Linked DNA regions of Homo sapiens: region 1 is linked to region 2. The links are chromatin contacts, found by Hi-C or POLR2A ChIA-PET in ENCODE. All regions are on one chromosome and are shown on one strand. The core of a region is the stretch at or near the end of the contact, and the rest is flanking DNA. Distances in the headings are between cores, read along the strand shown. Region 1 has its middle 160 kb from the start of NUAK1. Region 2 has its middle 110 kb from the start of NUAK1.

Region 1 (5,458 bases), core at 2,276-4,775, 48 kb after region 2:
TCTTCTGGGACTCACAGAAAGATTTCCTTTCCTTTTGCAGTTAAACTGGGGCTGGGTGACTGGGCTCTGGCCAATGGAATATGGATAGGAATGATCAAAGTCACTTCTAGGCTTGTCCTTAAATACTTCCGTGATCCTATAGTTCAGAAGCTGGCAAACTATGACCCACTGCCTGTTTTTGTAAATAAAGTTTTATTGTAACATTGTCACGCTCATTGATTTACATACAGCCTATGGCTGTTTTCATGTGCAATAGCAGAGTAGTAGTTGTGACAGTGATGGCATGAACTACCAAGCCTAAATTATTTACTACAAGATGGTCAACCCCTCCTCCAGTACTCTTGTGGTGGATGCTTTGATGGTCACCTGGGTCTCCCTTTAGTGATGAAAAAGTTATTTCCTCATTTGTAGGGAGTGCTGCTGGAAGATGGTCCTCTTCTGCATCCAATGACTTATCAACATAAAGGTTTAATGGCATCATCACCTGGCTCTGACTCAGAACAACTGTGAAAGGCCACCTAGCTCCATAGTTCCCAGAGAGCTGGAAGAAACCATTTTGGGGGATTGCGTGGCAACTCAACCTTTCCCTCTACCCAGTTTTGCATCCTTATCTCCCTTCCACAAGCATTAATCCCCAAAGAACTCCCTAATGAAAGTCCTGCACTCTGACCTCCATCTCAAAGTCTGCTTCTGGGGAATCTGATGAGCGGCAGCTCTCATCCCCTTCCAGGGTGTTTGATAGGGCAGTGTCGCAGATGGAAGGTCTTGGGTCCTCTGAGTACTGCTCAGAGCACAGCCACCAAGAAGAGCCTCTGAATTCACTTCACAGTGTAAGAGGGGGCAGACTATCAGCTTTTATTGTGTTATGCCACTTAGATTTTGGCATTGTTTGTTCCAACAGCTAGTTCTACTTATTTTGATAAACACAGTCATGTGGGGGATAACAATGTCTGGGTCAACAACAAACCGCATGTATGATGATTGTCCCATAAGATTATAATACCGTATTTTTGCAGTACCTTTTCTATGTTTAAATATGTTTAGATACACAAATACTTCTCATTGTGTACAATTGCCTACAGCATTTGGTACCGTCACATGCTATACAGATTAGCAGCCTGGGAGCAATAGGCTAGACCATACAGCCTAGGTATGTAGTAGGCTCTACCATCTAGGTTTGTGTAAGTGCACTCTATCATATATGCATGGCGATGAGTGTGCCAAACGCCCCATTTCTCAGAATGTATCCCCATCATTAAACAACACGACAGTATACTCAGCCAGGCAAGCTACTGATGCAGCGAGAGGCTTGCAGGAACCGAGACTTAACCGTGAGAACCACAGATTCACACACACCATCTCATACTCACTATAGCATCTGCCCTGTGAGTGGGATGGAAGTTCAGGTCACTCAGTCCATGCCCATTATATTGTTCTCTTTCAGTCTGTTTTGTTTTCTGTCTCTCTCAGCACATGGAGCAGAATTCTCTTGTCAAATATAGGCATGATGTGATTGCACCTCTATCCCTGTTTGAGCCCTGACCATCAAAGTAACTTCGAGCAACTTGCATTCTGCAATGGTTGAAGAATGTAGTGTGTGGACGTCTGAGAGGAGGATAAGTGGGGCATCAAATCAAGCCCAGATGTCAGTCTCCCCAACTCCAGCTGTTGGTTGGGACAGAACTCAGAGGAAGAGCCCTCAGTGGGGGTTCCTAGGAGCTGAACAACCCTACTGCTGGCTACCCGCTGGGCGTGGCTGCACTTGTGTCAGCCCCAGTGTAAGAGCATCTGCAGAGGCAGCTGAAGCCCAGCAAGGTCTTTTGTCCCCCACTCCCTCAAAGTCATCCTAGGACACAGGTGTGCATCCCTCACAGCTGACCGACTGAAGATGAATCAGCTTCCCTGAAAGACGTGCCCCACAGGAGTGTGTCAGCTGAAACTCATCTGAAGGAGCCTGATTCCCTCCCTGACCACAGCTAATGAAAATGTTTGGCTCGCCTGGAGAAGAATCTGTGTTATTCTTTAAAGGAACAATGCTAACCACAGATGTACAGCATCTGGCATGTGGCAGATGTTTCCCTGAGTGAGAGGAACAGCAACTGGACCAGCCAGTTCATGAGATACCTTTGGGTCTAGGCATGTATTTTCCTGATTTCAGCTCTGGATTTTGCTTCTCAAAAGTTCAGGGGAAGTCCAAATGCCTCTTCCTATCACATGATATTTTCATAATATGCTCCCTGGCCTCTTATCTTCTATGATTCTCAATGTATATGCTTGAGAAAAAGACCCATACCCTTGTCCCTAGGTCCTTGCTCTTGCTGTTCTCCATGTTTGTTCCGCCATTTCTCTTTTTTATGAGTCAATTTGTTAGGGCTCTTTCCACCGCAAATGAAAGAAACCCAATTTGGACTGGCTTTAAGCAAAAAGCAAAACCGCAAAAAGCAATCCCCAAGCTACAGTTATTGAGTAAAATGTAACTTAAAAATCCAGGACCATTTGACATCAAAGTCAGGTATTGCTGGATTCAGGGATTCCAGTGATTTTTCTAGGACCTGGTTTTGTCCATTTCTCCATGTCTAGACTATGTTTTCTTCCTTATTGGCTTCAGTTTCAGGCAGGCACTGGATGATCTGTCCCTGGCTGCTTCAGGCTACCAGGTTAGCAACTTTATAGAAAGAGATTGCTTCTTTTGCAATAGTCCTGGGGATGGGACTGATTAGGCCATCTTGGGACACAAACATGTTCATCCATGAGCTAATCACAGTAGTCAAGGGGATGAGATTCCCATGATTTTCCATGCCTGGGTTCCCTGCTCATTCTTAGGGCCATGCAATGGGGTCTTTCCCCAAAGGGTATCAGGATCCTATTATGAGAATGAGGGTGAATGGATGTGGCACAAGAAGAATCAACAGATATAATTCATAGTCTGCTTCTCAAGGTCAAGTTCATCTTAGGCCTTTCTGTAACTCTGACCTTCCCATGGAGGTTTTCCTGGTGACCTCAGTCCATGTCCCCTTCTCTGTTCACTGTAGCACTTCATTGATGAATGTAGGATTGTACATACCTCCTCTGCCTTGCTGGTTGTGTCTGGAGGGACTTCCTGGGCAGTAGAGGACATGGAGTGGGATGTGGTTAGAATATGAAAGGCAAAAGTCACCTTGTATTTCCTTTCTTCATTTGAAACACAGTGAAATAAAATGGAAACAAGAAAGCTTTGAATTGGGAAAAAAAATTCAACAGTTAACAGGCAGTTTAGGGTAGGGAAGAAATGGGTCTTGGTAGCAAGGACTGGTGGGTGATACCGCATGTGTATGACTGCTTCTCCACCTCAGGCTCCCCAGTAGCTGCCTCCGCCTTCAGGTAGAATGCCAAGGTTTGCATACTTTGGGGCCAGCTGGGTGCTTATTTCGTCTGTGCAAATCATTGAGCGTTTGGTGGCCAGTGCTTTCTGCCTTATATTTCTCTCACACAACACTGTGTGGCTGGCACTTTGCTGAGTGCCTAATAATTACTCAACAAGTTTTTGTTGAGGGAAATCGTGTTGTGCCTGCCAGCACTCAAGCCGGCAGTCAAGAGGTCTGGGTTGTAATCAAGCCTCTTGACCTTGACCAGGCTAAGTAGCTGTGCAGAAAAGCACTGAGCAGGATACCAGCTATTTTTATCTAGTGTTTCTAGATCACAATAGTTACATTCCGGTTCACTTGCAGTGACCCTGTGACATAACCCAAATGCTGCAGGGTAAGGCTGTCGAGGTCAAATCTAAAGCAAAAATTGGGTATAATCGAAATGTCCCTGGAACCTCCTATAAATCATCCATAAAGTAGAGTTTAAAAAGTTTTCGGATTACAGCCAAATGCAGTAATACTTGTAAATTATGTGGGATGGATATAGTAACACATTGCATATTATTTAGTGAGAGCATATATTCTACAGTGCAATATTGAAGTATACCTTTATGGGTTCAGTACAAGATTCTCACAAACAGGAAGTTAGAGAAGAGCAACTCCGCATATCTGGCTTTGGTATTACTCTGGGGCACAGATGCCTGGAGTGGATTATCAAGCAACATCTTCAGTACTAATTAAATCATTATTTTAAATTGTTATTTTTCTTTCTCTCTCTTTGCTTTTTACTGAATGCAAATGAATGGATTTATGTAAATTAACTGTGCAATGAATTTTCCCTAGTCTTATTCAATTAAAAATGTTGATTATAGATTCAGAAGGTGCCAGGCACTGGGCTGGGTGTGGGGACTTCAGCAATGAATAGAATGGGCGTGGTTTCTGGCCTAACGGAACTTAATAGTCTTTTCAAATTGTTTTACAAATGAAGAAACTGAAGTTCGATAGAGGTAACTGCCAAATATTACACAGCCATTGAAGAGCAGGGCTGGAATTTGAATCCAGATCTTCTGACTTTAACTCTGAACTTTTCCCAGCTACTCTCTGCTGGCTTCCATGGTAAGTCAAGTCACTTCCAAAGTCAAGGCCAGAGGCCTGGAGTTCATTACTAAAGAAAAAGGCCGCTGGGACTGGCCATTTGCCTTGGCACTGGGATTTGGAATTGAGTTCATATTTGCTGTTGAATCGTTCCCTTCAGTAATGGGATAGCTTGGAATGGAATGGTAACGAGAGCCCTGTTTGCTCCAGAGGGCCCACTCCCTGTCCTGCCCACCAGCCATAGTGGTTGACCACCCTCTTTAAGCCCTCTATTGATTACAAAGAGTCAATTTCTTTCTGATGCAAATGGCTGAGCTCAGGGCAGTTAGAGCTGAGCCATGGCCCCTCAAATTACTGCCTTCCGGACTAAATATGTCAGGCAGCCTTCCCGAGGGTCCTTGTCATGGACAAAGAGACTGGTTCCGGGCTTGCATCTCCCTGCTTTGGTATCTGATGTGTGTACATTCCTTCCTCATGTGTACCCGCAAGTGGCCCAAGAACCAGGGTGCCCCCCTCTCCAAAGAGCCCCAGCTCTCTGTGAGCCTCTCAGGCCCCATCCTTGGAGGAGGAGGCTGCCAGCAAGACCCATCCAGAGCTTGCGGTTTGCCCTGGCCCTCAATGTGCTGACCCAGCCCACCACAGGGTGGTGGCGCCAGGCCTGGGCTCCTCCTCAACTGGGCAGAGCCATCTGGATGAGTTAAAGAATCATCTTCATCTTGAAAACAGTGGCAACTCCTGTCCTGTGACCCTGAGCCAGGGCAGATTTTGCATCGTCTGCTCTGTTTCATTAAGGACAAGTTTTCAGGGAGCAGATGCTTGAGTTAGAATTGATTCCTTTCTATTGCTCCTGTCAGAAAGACAGAAATAAAACATTTAATCTAAGGAAAGTTGGCTTCTCACACAGACTTGTGGATTTGCCCTTTGGAGAAATGTCACTAATGGCATTTTAATCATGCTTTATGTGCCTGGAGACCAGTAATGAGAAGAACTTCTTATTTACCAAAGCAACTGCTAGCCCC
Region 2 (5,960 bases), core at 1,797-4,296:
AAGCCAGCCTGTCCTGGCCCCAGGCTCTTTGCACAAAGTTCGCTCTGCCTAGACTGCTCTTGCCTCAACCCCTTTGCATAGCTGCCTCTTTTCACTGTTCAGGTCTTAGATCGAATCTTATTCCTCAGGGAAGACATCATGCTCAGCCCATCAAAGCTTCCCTCTTCTTGCCCTCAAGCCACATGTGTGTCATCTCCGTGTCTCGCCATCTGCCTAACACTGCTTATTGTCCAAGGCAGAGCCCCAGACAGAGAGGCCATGGTCACAAAGTAGGTGGGAAAGTCAAGGGAACACTGTCAGTGACTCTTGTCAGACACTGGTGGCTCCAGGTGGCTCAGCTCTGTAGCATTTCAGAGGGCCTGGAATGAAGAATAAGTCAAGCTGTGAGCTCACCCAACCTGGGTAGGATGTGAGGAGGGCAGGAGATGTCACCGCGGGCACAGGAGAGAAAAGCAGCAGCGGCTGATGCCTCTTAGCTGGGAGGGGACATTGGTGAGCATAGTTGAGCCCCTGCCACCCCTGACTCCTCAAACTCATTGGAAGGAATGTGATTGGAGTTGGAGCTTCCCTGACTGTGTGAGGATGAAGCCAGATAAATTCTGTTTGTTAAGGCACTAGGTAGTGTGGAAAATTGTGGCTAAAATTATGACTCTTCTTCTTTAAGGGAGGAAGAGCATGGCTAACTGGACTAAGGCAGAGAGAGAGGTGAAGAATGCTGATTTCACTTAGCCCTCCACAGCAGCCCCATACAACATTTTTGTGGACTAAGGGTGATCTTAGCCAGTGAAAGACTTTTGGTCTTATCAGTCTCCTGGCTGTGTCAGTCCTGAGAGCATTTGGTGGTGGTGGTGGTGGGGTGGGGGTGTTGGGTATGTTGTAGTGTGGAGAGGAATCTTCCCTCCAGCCAACTAGTAGCTGGGTGCTTTGACCCAGACAGTTCTTTAGGAGAAATTTCTTCCCCTATTCTCATGTTTTCATGAGGAAATTTTGCCCCACTTTCCAGGAGGTAAAGAATTTGGAAGTAATGCACTTCCTACTTTTTTCTTGCTGGATCTTCCCTCAAGGGATGAGGAGAGCTTAATCTGATTGATGTTCACCTCTTCCTCTCTTTCTCCTTTCAGTTTGGCCTGTCTGCAGGATGTAGGCTTTCTTCCAGAGCTCCCATAGACAGCTGCTCAGGTGGTGCACTGCAAAACTCCAGGAGTGCATTTGCAGACAGGGAGCAAATGGCACCCTCTAGAGTGCAGAGTGCAGGCCCTGTATTCTCCTGCAACTCTAGCCTCCTGCCAAGGTGTAAACACCTTGGGATCAGATATGGGACATTTTCATCATCACAGAAATTTCCACCGAAGAACTTTGGGCTGGATTTAGGGAAAAGTTGCAAGAACCTATTTAACCAGGGGAAGTCGGCTGTGTCCTCTAATTAAGCAGTACCAAGATTATAGGTGATAGTTTATCCTCCATCGGACTTCTGTATTTATAATTTTAGATGTGCCCTGGGGGCAGTGAGGCAGAGGTGAGATTAATCCCTTTAAATCCTAACACAACCAAGTAAGGACAAAGGTATAATAGAACTGAGCCCTAAAAGAGGCACTGAAAGGGAGGGGCCCAGCTGCCAAGGGACTTGAGGATGCCACACCCAGCACACATTAGGACTGACCACCAAGAGAGATCTGAGGGAGGGAAAGTGGTAAAGTCTTTCAGAAACATAACCCATACAATGGCTCCAGAACCCTTGAGATCCAGATCAGATTGACTTGAAACCTCATTCCATCCCCTCAGCAGTTCGACTCTCTTCTCCAGGTTTCTTTTTTTTTGAGATGGCATCTCGCTCTGTCACCCATGCTGGAGTGCAGTGGTGCGATCCCAGCTCACTGCAACCTCCACCTCCAGGGTTCAAGTGATTCTCCTGCCTCAGCCTCCCAAGTATCTGGGACTACAGGTGCATGCCATCTGCCCAGCTAATTTTTGTGTTTTTTTAGTAGAGCTGGGATTTTACCATGTTGGCCAGGTTGGTCTCGAACTCGTGACCTCAGGTGATCCACCCGCCTTGGCCTCCCAAAGTGCTGGGATTATAGGCATGAGCAACTGCGCCTGACCTCTTCTCTAGATTTCTGAGTATTCTTGACATTCTCAGGGTCCTTTTCTGCTTGAGACTAACCTATCTGCACTACGTCAACCCAGACCTGACTTTCAGCCCCTTCTTTGATTTTGATGCATCCCCCTCCTATCCCCATGCCAAATATTTGAGAGGAAATATGGAATGATGGTGAACAGTGAGGACTCTGAAGTCACACTGCCTGGGCCTGTCACTTACTACTAGCTTTGGGACCTTGGGCAACTTACCAAACTGGTCTGTGCCTCAGTTTCCTCATCTGGGGAATTGGAATAATAATTGAGTTATTGTAAGAATTAGATGGATTAATTTGTGGAAAATCCTAGAACAGTTCCTAGCACATAATAGCCCTTTTAAAAGGGTTAGTCAGTATTTGTAGGTATATCGGATTTCATGAAAATTTGGAGTCGACAGAGAGAAATCAGACTGTGTACACTGCTGTAAACAATTCAAAATATGCAGTTAGCCATTCCTGGTGTTAAATGTCTGTTCAGCTTCCGGCAAGGAAAGTTCTGATTAGCCTCCTACTGTATATGGTACTGATCTCCCCTATGTCCCCCTTTTTTCTTCTCCCTTCTTTGGCTGGGCGTCTCCAGAGTGGGGGTCCCAGCTGGCTGGAGCAGGGTATGGGGTTTTATCATCCAAATCCCTGACTGCTATTTTACAATGAGTTTTTATCATTCCAGATTTACGACTTTTCATGCGTTTATGCCAGTGGCATTTCAGGCTAAAATAGCTGTTGTTATCTATTTCAGAGGAAGTGGGAGATGGGAGCTTGCATACGTCGTCTGTGAGTAATCGACTGCGGCTTTGAGTCAGTAATTCCTGCTCCCCTTTCTGCAGGGTCTAGGCTGGGGGCTGTAGTGCAGCTGATCTGAGGTTTATTCTGGGGTGTTGCCTAAGCCCAGTGTAAGCACCACTCCTCTTAGCAAAAAATAAAAGGACCTGGAGTGGTGAACATGGGAGGAACTGGCACTGGTCTTAGAGCAGAAAAGACACAGGTCTCATGCTAGCTCTGCTACTTACCAGCCCTGTGATCTTGGGCCGTTTACTTCACTTCTCTGGGTTTCAGTTTCCTGACATGCAAAACGCTATAGCAACCTTACAAGGCTTTTACTACACTGTAGTTCAGTAGAATAGTGTATTTAAAAGGCAATAGTGCATTTTAAAAACCTGGTATACAGTGGGTGCTCAATAAGCAGTAGTTTTAACTTACTTTATTCATTGCTCATACAATGTTTATGAGGTAGGTGTTCTTGCCTTATTTTGATAGGCAAATTGCTGCAGGTTAGGAAGCTAATAAACACTTGAGCCGGGCTGGCAGCTGAACAGTCTAATTCCAAATGTTATGGTTTTGCCTTTTATATATCACACAAAGAAATCCATGAATACATTCTCTTTGTCAAAACTCAACAATTCATAAGCATATAGAGTGAAAAGTTAAATTCATCCCTCATCTATTGACTCCATTCTCCTCCTTAAATATAATCACCATTAACAGTTCATTATGAGTATAGTTCATTTTCTATGAAGCTTCATAATTTTTAAACACTTTTAAAAAAGGAATGGGATCTATATCTATCATCTCTCTCTCTCTCTTTCTCTCTTTCTCTGTTTGTCTACATATCTATCTATCTACCTATCTAATCTATCTATCTACCTATCTATTTAACCAGTTTTGTGACTCATTTTTGACATGTAGCTCTATGTCGTGGAGACTTTTTCATACCAGTACATGTAACTTTGCATCATTCTTTGTAACCACTATTTAAGAGTCTGTAAAATGATTGTATGATAAATTATGTAATCAAGTTTAATTATTATAATCAGGTGTTAATGTAATCAGGTATTAATGATTTATCTATTGAAAAATGTTTGGATTGTGTACAGTGTTTTACTTTTTAACTTCACTTGCTGGTTTTAATTTGACAGGACTTGATTCTGATGTAGTTCACATCTGTCAATCTTTCTTGTTACAGCTACTGCATTTTGTGTCTTGCTTAGGAAGGTCTTCTCCCTGTCTCAAGGTTGTAAAAACATTCTCCTATGCTTTCTTCTAGAATGCTAAAAATCACACCGTAATGCTAGAAGTGAAACCCAAAACATACTTTGTCACTTAAAGTGTGGGGTCAGTGTTATCGAGCTGTTGAAGATGAGAACTAATTGCCAGCCACTGGTCATGTTGTGTCTGAATTCATTTGTTATGGAGCATACTTCGTAGTTTTGGTTTCTATGTTGAACTCTAGTGCATCTGGGATTTATTGTTTTGAATGGTGTGGAGTAGGATCTAATTTTATTTTTTCTTTTGTAAGAGGGCAGTCTTGTCAATACCATGTATTGGATAGTCTTTCCTTTCTCTTCTAATTTAAATGGTCACCATTATTATTATTATGGGTCTATTTCTGAAATCTCCTCTTCCATTTATATATATATCCATTTTGATATATGTATATATATAGGCTTAGTTATATTAATCATTTATTCTGTTCCATTGTTCTATACAGAAGCCAATACTATATTGGCAAAAAGTAAGTGTTCAAATAATGCTAAATATTTTTGACTGAATTAATGTAGTGAATTAAATAGATGCCTTACTTCATGATTCTCGTATTTCTTTGATTATGCTCCTAAATCTGATCTGTTAATATTTATTTGGAATTTTCATTAGTTTGGTGAAGATGGACTATGGTTTCTGAAATCTTACCTGCGAATATTTATTTGGAATTTTGCATTAGTTTGATAAAGATGGACTATAGTTTTCTAAATCTGACCTGTTAATATTTATTTGGAGTTCTGCATTAGTTTGGTGAAGATGGACTATGGTTTTCTAAATCTGACCTGTCAATATTTATTTTGAATTTTGCATTAGTTTGGTGAAGATGGACTACGGTTTTCTAAATCTTATCTGTTAATATTTATTTGGAATTTTGCATTAGTTTGGTAAAGATGGACTGTAGTTTTCTAAATGTAACCTGTCAATATTTATTTGGAATTTTGCATTGGTTTGGTGAAGTTGGACTATAGTTTTCTAATCTGACCTGTCAATATTTATTTGGAGTTTTGCATTGGTTTGGTAACAGTGAACTATTTTGCATTGGTTTGGTGAAGCTGGACTATGGTTTTTTTATTTGCGTGCTCTCCTTGTCTGGCTTTGGTATCAGTGAACGAGTCCCATAGTCTTTCACCAGATCACAACTCCTGTTTATTGAATTTCTACATATGTTAGTGACAGATTTTATTTCGGCTGTTGTGACAGTACTATAGCTCTGGAGCATCCGTGAGAGAATATAACTAAAGAAAAATTCAGATCTTGATCTTGGATGAGATTGCTGGAATCTGGGGGGTGTTGCAGACTGGATGGCTCGGCTCAATGGAGGAATCCAGGCATCAGTTCTAGGAGTATTGTGAACTTGCCTAAGGAGGGTGGCAGGGTATTGACTCCACCGTGTGTGTGTGTATGTGTGTGTGTGTCTTCATGCTATGTGTATGCATGAATATTTGCATATGCGTTTGTGTTAAGCCTGTATGCTTGAATGTACAGCATACACATGCAGGTATAACATGTGAATACGTGAATGAGTCTACATGCCTGTGAGTAGATGTATGTGTGTATGAATACATGTGTGTTGGGGTGGCTTGCTTGTGTGTGTATTGATGAAATTCCTGCCTCATTCCAGGGCTGGGCAAGATAATGCAGGGACTGCTTTGGCCTTCATGGATTTTGGGAGTGGGTGGATCAGATGGTCAAGGTGAGACACAACTGGGAAAAGCCAAAGCAGGGGAAGTAAGGCCCAGGGCTTCCAATATGGCTTTGCAAAAGTGATTTAATTTCTCTCAACCTCAG

The links. Hi-C counts contacts between places; a loop is a spot of excess contacts on that map. ChIA-PET counts read pairs that join two places held with the same protein, here RNA polymerase II (POLR2A). Pooled maps may share reads with other maps.
Region 1: POLR2A ChIA-PET joins it to region 2 with 12 read pairs in AG04450. The contact joins two enhancer-like sites. A Hi-C loop is called at or near these places in 2 of 168 maps with a recorded cell type or tissue (IMR-90 and heart left ventricle) and 1 of 50 pooled maps. POLR2A ChIA-PET finds 5 or more read pairs at or near these places in 4 of 52 experiments (AG04449, AG04450, OCI-LY7 and 1 more).

The regions. Positions count from the first base shown.
Region 1 is chr12:105,980,323-105,985,780 of GRCh38, reverse strand. No RefSeq gene overlaps it. Among named protein-coding and RNA genes, the nearest start is that of NUAK1, 160 kb to the left of the region's middle. Within about 2 kb of position 3,525, at least 3 of the 41 ENCODE cell types and tissues checked have a DNase peak (open chromatin) inside an H3K27ac peak, as active enhancers do.
Region 2 is chr12:106,027,602-106,033,561 of GRCh38, reverse strand. No RefSeq gene overlaps it. Among named protein-coding and RNA genes, the nearest start is that of NUAK1, 110 kb to the left of the region's middle. Within about 2 kb of position 3,046, at least 7 of the 41 ENCODE cell types and tissues checked have a DNase peak (open chromatin) inside an H3K27ac peak, as active enhancers do.